Linked DNA regions of Mus musculus: region 1 is linked to region 2. Evidence: chromatin contacts called from ENCODE Hi-C data. All regions are on one chromosome and are shown on one strand. The core of a region is the stretch at or near the end of the contact, and the rest is flanking DNA. Distances in the headings are between cores, read along the strand shown. Region 1 holds the start of Ctnnb1 (catenin (cadherin associated protein), beta 1). Region 2 holds the start of Eif1b (eukaryotic translation initiation factor 1B).

Region 1 (5,292 bases), core at 2,509-5,008, 440 kb before region 2:
GCTCCCTTAAAGCAAGAAATTTCTATTCATGTTTCCATGAGTTCTGAAGGCTAAATGGATCGCCATCTCTACATTTGATTTTAGCTTGTTTCTGAAAAGCAGAATCCAAAAACAAAATTTAAACTCTCAAGAATCCTTCATAAACTGACCATTTCACTTCAAAAACTAATTCAGAATATGCTTCACTCTATTATCCTGGCTGATTTGAAATGGTATTTTCAGAAGGGACTGAACGTCACTACAGGGGTGGAAATGAAGGTCTATAAGAACGAAAGCACTCTGAGTGTGCAGCAGAAAACCTTCCCACTACCAGTACTGCTCTGACTTCACCCGAGGGAAATACACTTGTGTTTTACAGTGACAGATCTTCACTGGGAACTTAAGAATTTCACCTCTATTCGTCATCCTTTACTCCGAGAAGCCTGAGCATTTGGTGTCTCACACTGTAAGCAGATGTGCCCTAGACCACCTGTTCTCTCACAGACGCTCCTACCCTCCCAGGCCAGTCTTTTAACTGTACTGAGTACTGTACGACTGGTTCTCCTTACAGAGTAACCAGGATCCATTCCACACAAACTTGCAGAGATCGAGGAAAAGTGACCTGTGTTCTGTCCACCGGAGGGCGCTCGGCATGACTAGAGCACTGCCGTCTCAATTGAAACTGGGAAATGTGTCTTAAGAGACACAACTAAGTCCTAGCAGGACTGCCTACTTCCTTTAAAGGCCTTCTCCCCATGGAAGATTAGATGCTTTCTTCCAGAATTATACCCCAGCAGAAAAATCAGGGTTCTTAGTCAAGGGAAGCTTGATTTTACATTAAATACAAAGGAAGATTTCTTAGGTAAACAGAGGAAAAAAAGACCTTTCTCCGGAAAGTTCTGATTCACTTTCAATTGACACAAAACACTTTTCCTTTTATAAAACTTGTAGCTAACCTAGGAACCACACCATGACCGGTGTTGCTGAAGAGCAAGCATCGCAGGGCTGCCTAACATTCCTCAAGCTGCGTCCTCTCAGGACAGAGGCTGCCTCCACAGGCCTCAGAACTGTAGCTGCTCATCTACTTTACTCTCTGTGGCATGAAGATGTCTTCAGTGAGATTGTTTTAAATAAAAAGGAGTTGACAGGGGCCACAAAACAACAAAAGAAAATGGAGTTAAAATGTTTGTACGTTTGCAAGGTTTTTACGAGTTTGTGAACACCGTTTCAGGAGTTTGTCCCTCGGGTTTGCTTCTGGCCAAGGACACTAAAAATTTACCACTAGGTGATGGGCAGAGACCACGACCTGGCCTCACCTCACCTCACCTCAGCACTGATATTTCAGTTGACTCCATCTACTTTCACTGTCCACTTCCTGCTTAGAAGTACAGCAACAAACGACTGTAAATATACCACTCCACTCCACTCGCCACCTGCAGTGTGCACAGGCTCTTGTCCATGCTCTGCCCTGAGTTTATTTGCAAAAGGGCTCCACCAGTTTTCCTGAGCACACATTTCAAAATACACTCCGACTAAGAAAGTTCCCCATCCTCCACCTTGGCGGTGGGATTCTGGGATTCTGAGACTCGTGAGCTAAGGCTTCACTCACAGTCTCTAGTCCCATCGTCACTACAGCAGTAGATACTTCCCTTCAAGCTGGAGACATAGATACCCAATATACAGTCTCTAAACTAGTGTTCTCAATCTGGGGGTTCAACAACCCTTTCACAGGGGTCACCTAAGACCGTGGGAAAACATTTACATTATGGTTCACAACAGTAGCAAAGTCAGTTGTGAAGTAGCAAGGAAAGTTTTACGGTTGGGGTCACCATAACAGTTGAGAAACTATTTTAACAGGTCACAACATCAGGAAGACTGACTGAGAAGCACTGCTCTAGACTATGAGAAATGATCACATGACAGTTAAACTCTATTTCTTCACGCCTGCATTCGATTAAATGTTTCCCTATCTGAAGATAGTCTTTTTACAGACTGTGAGGCCCAGGACTCTGTCCCAGGCAAGCTAAGCTTTCCAGATAGCCTGCTTCCTTAATTAAGGACTTCAGCCTGGGAGGGTTTGTTGTAGAGAAACATCTGCAAGTTTCCAACTTCCTTGCCACCACTAAAGGCCTTGTCCAGACTCGGCCTTGAGGACAAAGGTTAGGTAGGTCACAGAATGACTATCCCCAGTACCATCAACAATGTTGTCCGCTGTGAAAGGGCGTTCTCAAACAAACCTTGGAGGCACTTCATTTTAATTTCGGGGATTTCTGAATGTTTAAGGTGAAAGTGAACTAAATGTAACTGCGGGCCTTAACTCAAAGTTTGAGCCGGACATACAAAACCGAAATACAAAGGCCACAAGCTTAAGCAACATTAAATTAGAACCAAGAAAGCAAGCTCTTTCCCGGGACGAGGAGAGACTGCACTGAGACATCTGCAAACCTCAAGTAAATAGCGAAATGGCTTCCTAAATCCCAGACAAAACGCTTCACAACTTGGCCATGTGAAAAACATGAGGCAGACTTTATCAAAGGCAAAGCTGCCGTCTCCTCAGCTTGCTGTCTGGTCTAAGCCACCATTATTCATGGCACAAAGCTCTCGTTTCACTAAAACCACTCCTCGATTTCCTCTCGCCGACCTCCGCATACCAGCAGCCCAGCCGCTCTCCATTCAGAGCTCAGGCCCCGGGAGGGGGGCTGCGGGGGGCGCGGGGGAGGGGAGCCCACAGATGTCTGGAGACCCGAGCCCGAGACAAAGCTGCCCCGCAGCCAGCGGGCTCACCGGAGCGGGCCTGGGGTACCGAACTTGGGAGCGTCGGTTCCAAGTCTGGTCCCCCAAACAACACTCAGAACAAGTCGCCAGGCTCCCACGCCCTGGCGGTCCGCGCTCCGGCCACTCCGTCTCGCTCAGAAAGCAAACGCGCTGGGGAGAAACACTTGGAGCGGACCCCACACTTACTGGCTAAGGGCAAGTCCCCCTCCCCCAAGCCCAGGTTTCGGATCCCGCGCACCTCCCCCCCCCCCCGCCTCCAACACCAGGAGTGGCCGGTGACTCGTCCACGGTCCCAAATTCCCGCCAGGACCTCGGCCCCGCAGCCACCAACCCCACGCGAGTCCAAGAAGCCACCCTCCGAGAACACGCTCCTGACGCATCCCGCCCGCTGCATCCAAGTTTGGCGACTCCACGGCTTAAAGTTGTTTGGATTCAAACTCACAGTCAGGTCGTTGCAGGGAGAAAAAAAAATTTGTCTGTGCGTGCTCCACGAGGGACAGAGGGGACGAGCGCCAGGTCTCGCGTCCCCCCGGCTCCGCGGGCCACGGAGGCGAGGCCCCCGCCCACCCCGCCCCCGCGGCGGCCCCAGCCCGGACGCGAACCGCGGTCCCCACCCCCCACGGCGGCCAGCCGTCCATCCGGGCTCCCGGCGCGCGCCCGCCCGGCCCCGGCCCCAGCCCGCGCGTCCCCGCGGCCTCCCGCCGCCACCCGGCCCGCGAAGTTTCCCGCTGGCGCGGCGCGAGCCGGCCCGCCGCGGCGCCGCACCTCAGGCCCGCGCGCTGCTCACTCGCGGCCGCCCGCTCGGCCTCGGCCTCCTGCACTGACGGCTCGGCGCCCACCGTGCTCCGTCTCCGCCTCCCCGGGCCGCGGGCTTCACAGGACACGAGCTGACGCGGCCGCCACCGAGCGAGGGCTTAAGATGGCGCCGCACAAGGAGCGATTTATAAGCGGCGCGGCACCGTGTATCCTGCCGCTGCCGCTCCGCGCGGAGCGTTCCGCCGCGCGAGGACGAGGGGCGGGGCGCGGGCGGGCCGGGGAAAGTAGTCCCCGCCAGTCCGAGTCGCTCTGCGCGTGCGCCGCCGGGAGGGGCCGAGCCGGGGCGGGGCGTCCAGACGCCGCTCCATTGGAAACTAAAGGAATCGAGAGCGGGCCGCCGCCGCGGGCCGGGTGGAGTGCGGCCTCGGACGGCGCAGGTTCGAGGCTGCCATCACCGGTGCACCGGCCGCCACACCCCTGAACCACCATTGGACCCCACCACACTTTACCGCTCCCAGGAGTGTCCCGCTTCCCTTCCCGCTGTGCCTCTGGAATCCGGACAGGGAACCTGGGGCCCAGCCACCTTTCCTCCCCACCCCAGGAGGCCTTGGAGTCCCCAAGAGTGTCTGCGAACATCTATTAACAAGTGATTCAGCTCCACCACTGCGTTCACCAGCGTGATTCCTAGAAACCCCATCTTACCCAGACTCACTGGGTCAGTAGAACCAGGCGTGGGGACCAAGGACAGCGATTTTTCTGTATTGTTTGAGAAACTCGAGTGTGTTGCTGAGAGGACCTGTGGGTAACCTCTTAAATTTTCAAAACTAATTTTGTATCCTTCGAGAGCTCCCCCCCCCCCAAATCATGACAATAGGGTGAAGTTGGATCTTCTCTTGGAAATGGCCCCATTGTTGTCCTTCACGATTGGCACTTGTCAAAACTGGAGCAGTTGGGGTGAATTGGCTGTCTCCAGCCTATTATTCTGAGCTCACGTCTCTTCCCAAACAATGGCAACAGGGAAAGTTGCCCCACTGCCTTCTTTCATCCCAGCGCTGTAATTAACGCAAGTAAACAATAGGTCCTTATGTACAGGTACTGGCAGGAAGCCCATGCATCACTGAGGCAGGGCCGGTGCTGTAGGGCCAGCTTAGTTTTTAAATGACTCAATTTTCTATCTTAAAGACATATCACCGTAACTCTGTGAACCACCACAGTCCACCATGCTGGAGCTGCTCAGTGAGGGCCTTTGTCTAGACCTTTCCCCTCTGCAGCTCTGCTCGGATTTCCGGAGAGTAAACTCTGCTGCTGGCTGGGGCTGACTTGGCCTGCCATAACTCAGAGAGATAGAGCAGGAAAAGGTATTTTACCAAAGCCCTACCAGTGGTGGTTGCAGCTACCAACCCCTAATTTTAATTGTCACATGCAGAGTTAAAGAATATTTGGTCGATTCGTTTAAAATTAGATAGCTGACTTCACCTCTGTCCGGGGTTTCCTTTCTTTTCTTTTCTTTTTCTTTTTTTTTTTGGGGGGGGGGGGGGTTCCTTTCTTTTCTTTTTCTTTTTTTTTTCTTTTTGACACTTGCTTCTTTTTCTGTGTCCCAATTTTGCTTCTTTTTTAAAGGGCACACTATTAAAACTCGTTAAGAAGCGCCTGCACCACTGACAAATCTAAAAGATAAAGACAGCCTTGTATTCATATTCCTCTAGCCAGACGCCAAGACAGAGCACATAATTCTGGCATTTTAACCCCAGCGTAGAATTAAAAGTCTCAATCCCTATTGAT
Region 2 (5,483 bases), core at 1,744-4,243:
GAGGAGCCCGTCTACTCCAGACTGTGCTGGGCAGAAGCACCTGGCACTCAACTCCAGGAGTGCTAACCTAAAGCCTTCCACTCTGAAGACACACAGCATCACCCACACCTGCAGGGCACTGCCTCTGGCTAAATGCATTTTGATACACTGAGGGTGACAAACAGCTCTCTCTACCTGTTGTTCTGAAGCTGATGAACCTAGAGGTTTCAGGGAAGAGACAGTTCATGTTCCTAATGTTTCAGCAAAGAAAACAAAGTGCATTGCTGGCTTAGGTCAGCGCTCATAAAGGATGCACACTTTCTTTTTATTGTTAAGCCGCAACATACATGGTTTAATACAACAACAAAAACATTTAACAGTCAAGTGAAAATAAAACTAACAACAAACACTCACAACAAAACCTTTTCCATTGGAAACATGTTAGGACGGACTCGGGCTTCGTTCCCATCTCACCGCGATTTCCTTATGACTCAGGAGCCTACATACCCCGTGTTTTCTGTAGCCATGCAGGTGTGAGTGGAAGTCTGAATGATTAAATAAACGCAAAGTCTGTCGTTTACTGTAAAGAATCATCTCCCGAGGCAGCCAAACTGAGTTAGAGAACAAAACCATTTAAGAAACTCGCCACGCTTGGGTTCATCTTAGAACCCGTGAACCTTCAGCTGCTCCTCCTTGACGATGCCAACCTGTGAAGTAAAACCGTGCTCAGCAGAATCCACCAGCAGTCAGCAGTGACAGCGCCCACCACCCCAGCTGACAATCCCACACCTGCCCTAACCCTAACCCTGGTTCCTATGCCACTCCCCAGGCCACTCAGCAGCAGCGTGAGCTGTACGTGAGCCTTGCCGTTTCCGGTCAGCACGGATACTATTCTACTCCACTACTTCCGTCCCGTGCTTTTTACTAAGTAGGAAAGGATTCCCGCCTCTTTCAAGGTCACACGGGGTGCATCCGCCACTCACCTCCAGAAGAAACTGGCAGATGTTCTTCCTTTGGTCCCCTTGAAGCTGAATAACCTCTCCGTACTCAGGGTGTTCAATCACAGTTCCATTGCAGGCAAATTTCTACAACACATCAAGTTAAATGCAGAGGGTTAACTCTGACAGAACAAACACAGCTGCGCCAGCCGGCTTGACTGCACCAAGGAGCAGTGTCCTCCAGAACTAAGCGACTCTGTAAATGAATCTGGAGGCCACATGAGGGAAATATTAGGGGAACAGTAACAACTCATCGGCTCACATTCCTCAGAGAGGGGTAACCGACTCAGATGGAGAACAAAGCAGCTCTCCTGGCCCGAGCTCTGGCATGCACCCACTCCTCACGGTCACCTTTTTGAAAGCTTTCACAAGTTTCTTTTTGTCATAATCGTCCGCAATGCCCTGCACAGTGGTCAGCGTCTTCCTGCCGTTGCGCTGCTGGATCCTTATATGAATGTAGTCCTCAGTCCCTGCCGGGAGTAAGTCGTCGCCCTTAGTTGCATCAGCAAAGGGGTCTGTAGAGGAGCAGAAAAGTAGAAAACAAATTACAAAGTAGTATGTAGAAGCGTGCTCCACTCCATATCCAGACAGACCTCGGTGAGGCCTCCAGCACTCCTGCTCCATTTCTGCAGGCGAGGGTGGGGCTCACTGATAATAAGTTTTTCAAAGGAGAAAAACCTAAGCAGGCTCTGTATGCCGATATCTGAGCTTAAAAGTAGAGACCACCACTGTGGAAGCCACCAGCAAATGAGACAGAAAACATTTACGAAACCCTAATTTCATACAGCCTTCATACAGCCGCCACAAGAACATGCGTCACCGCCACTATTTTTCGACTACAACATTCAAAAACACCCACCCCAATTAGTTAACATAGTAACTGAGCCTTATAAAACACATATAAACATATACATGCAACCTCACGAGGTGTAATTTACAAAATGATTGCAAGCAGAGACAACAGGGCCACTTCCAAGTCAAATCAGAGGCCTCTCTCCTAAGTGTTTCAAACAGACGCCTCTGGGGGCTGCTTAAAACCAGCTGGGTCCAGCCCCACCCCAGCTCCGGTCAGTGACAGGTCTCTCTGGCACCCCCCCCCCCTCCAGTCCTGGCCGACTGAGTCGCAGATCCTCTAAGCCCTTAACTTCCCTTCCCTCCCAGCAAGGACTGAGCAAGGCCACCCCCCGCCCCCCATGCCCCAACACACACACACACACACACACACACACACACACACACACACACACTTGTGAGTCGTCTGAGAGTCACAGGTCTCGCAGTCACCCTAAAGCTGTCAGGTTCTCCAGCTTCTGGGCCCCACCCCTCCAGTCTCCTTGCAAAGCCCTGGCCAGCCCCGAGGCCACAAGAGAGATAACACCAGAGACTCCCAGCGTCTTGTCACTGTCAGGTTCCCTGCAAGCCCCTAGTCCTAGTCTCTGCAGCCCTGGCAAGTACTGTAGCTCCCTTACGGGTCTCTGAAGCCCCCGGCCTTTCTGTCAGTCCCCCCAGCCTCTGGCGGGTCCCCCTGCAGCCCTGGCGTGTCCCCCGACCGTCCTGTGAGTCCCCGAGACCCTTGTCTTCCTGCCAGTGTCAAGTTCCCCAAGCGCCTGCCGGTCGGGCCCTCGCCTCTACGGAGTCGCAGGCCCACTTAAGGCCGTGTCCGAGGCCCGGAGAGGGGCATCCCCCGGGCTAGGGTCGCGGGGAGCCCCCCGTCGCCATCTTCTGGGCGCCGAGACAAAGCCCAGAGGGACGCGGGCGGCGGCCGGCCACTGGCCCTTACCGAAAGATTGGAGGTTCTGGATAGTGGACATGCGACACTAGTGTGAGGCCGGTGAGAGGATAGAATTCCCGCGGGGCCCGCCCGGATCACCGTGTCAGGAGGCTGCAGCGGCGAGAAACGGAAATCAATGAAGCGGCGGAAGCCCGGGGCGCAGGAAGACGCGGAGGCGGCGGTGGGGCGCGAGCAGGGAGGCGGCGCTGCGGCTTCTCGCACAAAATGGCCGGCGCCGCGTATTTAGCCCCGCGCGCCGCCGCCACGTGACCGTCCGCACGCACCGCGCGTCCGCCCCGGAGCGCCGAGCCGGGGGCCAGCGAGGAGCGGGCGGGAGCCCACTGCGGGCAGCCGCGGTCCGTCCCGCCCGAGGCGCCGGGCGGAGGCGCTTCCGGGTGCAACGGCGAGAAACGTGCCCCCGGGGGTCTGGACTTGCAACCAGCGGGGACCGCGCTCTGCGCCTCCGCCGCCCTCCCCAGCCCCCAGGGTTCCCGAGACCCCTGAGTTCCTTGCAGAACCCTTGTGGGTGCCACCTGGGAATTCTCCCTTCCTCCAAGCCCCGGGATTCCGATGCTGCAGTCTCTACTAAGCTTAACCTGTTTGTCTCAGGTGTCACGACCTAGCCTCTAGCAGAGTCAGGTGTGCGTGGAGAGAACGCGCTACCATCCCGCCCGAGCTCTCCTCTGCGGAGCCTCCTAAGGTCGGATGCAAGTCCCGTGCAGGATGGGTGTCTGGTGGTTGCTAGGTGAGTGTGAGCGAGCAGATGAAGTAACTGTAAAGAGTAACCGTGCACAACCATCAGTGGACAGTGGAGAACCGTCTTAACCTATGTAAACCACCTATGCAGGTGGTTGGCTTTCTAGACCAAAGCAGTAGACTAAAAATTTGGAATTCTTAACCTTTTTGTAGGTCAAACCTGTTGCCTTCGTGTTGAAATAGTATTGGAGGCCTGATGCAAGACATTAGAAGCCATAGATAGCATACATACTATGTTTCTGTCTAGCAATCCATTCAACAAGATGTAGCAGTAGGTCCAATCGCTACTACAATTTCCTTTTTAAAAAGATTTTATTTTTATGTGGTTGGGTGTATGTACCATAGAGGCCAGAAGAGGGTGTCATATCCCCTGGAACTGGAATAACAGCTGGTTATGAGACCATGGGAACAGAACCCAGGTCTTGTGTAAGAGCAGCAACTCCTGGGAAGTCTCTCGAAGTCCATTACTGTAGTTTAAAAAAGGAAATGAATATCTGGAGTGTAGTGCTCATGTTTCAGTGACTTCTATTGTACAAAGTGGCCGCTCCTAATGTTTCTATGCATGGCCTGTTGCTTTAGGGTTGTAAAAATGAATACACTTGTATGCCCCTACATCCACCAGTCAGGTTTCAGGCACACTACTTACTCAGTTTTATTCTTATACCATGGTTTGAAAAACTCTAGCTTACGAATATTTGAATTAATAGTCTTGAGCATCTTCCACCTTCATGTAGGTCCTGGAGCAGGAACTCAGGTTGTCAGGCCATCAGCAAGCCTGAGCCACCTCACCAGTCCTTGAGAAGTTTTTAATAAATTATATAAATTTTCTGCCTGAAATATTAACACTATTTTCTAAGTAACTTAAAGAAGTCTACAAAGTAGTATAAGAAGCACAGACTACACAAAACATACGGTATAAATTACCACTCTACTACATGGTATGTTTCCCCCCTTTTCTTACTAGATATACCTTACCACTGGGTATTACGTGGTTTCTCAGATGGAGCCTAGGATGAGTGAGCCAGAGAAGAAAACTAAAACAGAAAAACCTTGAAGTTTCCCTGAAGACTGGAGCTGGAGCAATGGCATAGTCTAGCTGTTCTTTCAGAGGACTGCTGCAGGCCCCAGCTCTCAGGAGAAAGCAGCTCTCAACTGCCTACAACTCCAACTCCAGGAGGTCGGATGCCCTTTTATGGATTCTGTGGGTACCTGCACTCAGGTGGACATCACTCACATTGCAGACACACACCCCGAAAATTTCAAGGTCTCACTGTCACTATACCTGTTAGTAGAACGTATCCCTCCATTTAGAAGTAAGGCTTACATCAGAAGTACCCAAGAAAGCTACAAAAGTTTTAGCCAAGCAAATAAAAAAAAACTGGTTAAAGGCTCTTCTGTGTCTGCCCTCATGGACTTTGTGTTTAAGCCTCTAGTGTACAGTGCAAATCTACTGTTCACCCACAGCACGGAGCTCTTGCAGTATAGCTGGTCTAAATGGAAATGCAAGGGTAAATATAAAATATGCGCAGACTTCAAAAGATTCCAGTCCACCTGCTTTTACTTAAAAAAAAAAAAAAAACCCTACTGGAAAATCTCACATCACATGTAGCTTATATCCCATTTCTACAAGACAGCATTCTTATAAAAAGAATAAACTGAAGTGTTTAAAATGGAGTGTGTCTGGCTTTAAGTGGTAGCAGCGTGGGTTAAAGTGTCGTTTCTGGCTGTGTCAGAAAAGAGTCTGGATGGGTCACAGGGAACCGCTGACCAAGAGAAGGAGCGAAGATAAAGGGTGACAGTTGGAAGGTTGCCAAGGTTAGAGGTAGACTCCAAACCAGGGTCTTAGCATCCACACAACACCGTACTTGAAATCAGCCAGAAAACCCACATGTTACAGGGAGAGAACCTACCGGCTGTCCAGCAGGAATCACTTTGCCTGGCTGTTGGGCACAGGAGCTGCTTCTCTTGGTTCCTCATAA

Evidence for each region. Hi-C counts contacts between places; a loop is a spot of excess contacts on that map.
Region 1: a loop to region 2 is called in a map of v-Abl transformed pro-B cells, with 3 times the contacts of the local background. The contact joins the promoter of Ctnnb1 here to the promoter of Eif1b in region 2. A Hi-C loop is called at or near these places in 2 of 37 maps with a recorded cell type or tissue (heart and v-Abl transformed pro-B cells).

The regions. Positions count from the first base shown.
Region 1 is chr9:120,931,866-120,937,157 of GRCm38, reverse strand. Ctnnb1 (catenin (cadherin associated protein), beta 1) reads right to left here and starts at 3,758. Exons shown (of 15, transcript NM_007614.3): 1 at 3,520-3,758.
Region 2 is chr9:120,490,116-120,495,598 of GRCm38, reverse strand. Eif1b (eukaryotic translation initiation factor 1B) reads right to left here and starts at 2,993. Exons shown (of 4, transcript NM_026892.3): 1 at 2,758-2,993; 2 at 1,329-1,492; 3 at 963-1,064; 4 at 272-686. The coding sequence starts at 2,788. The coding sequence ends at 642. D830035M03Rik (RIKEN cDNA D830035M03 gene) reads left to right here and starts at 3,018. Exons shown (of 2, transcript NR_166642.1): 1 at 3,018-3,493; 2 at 4,469-5,178.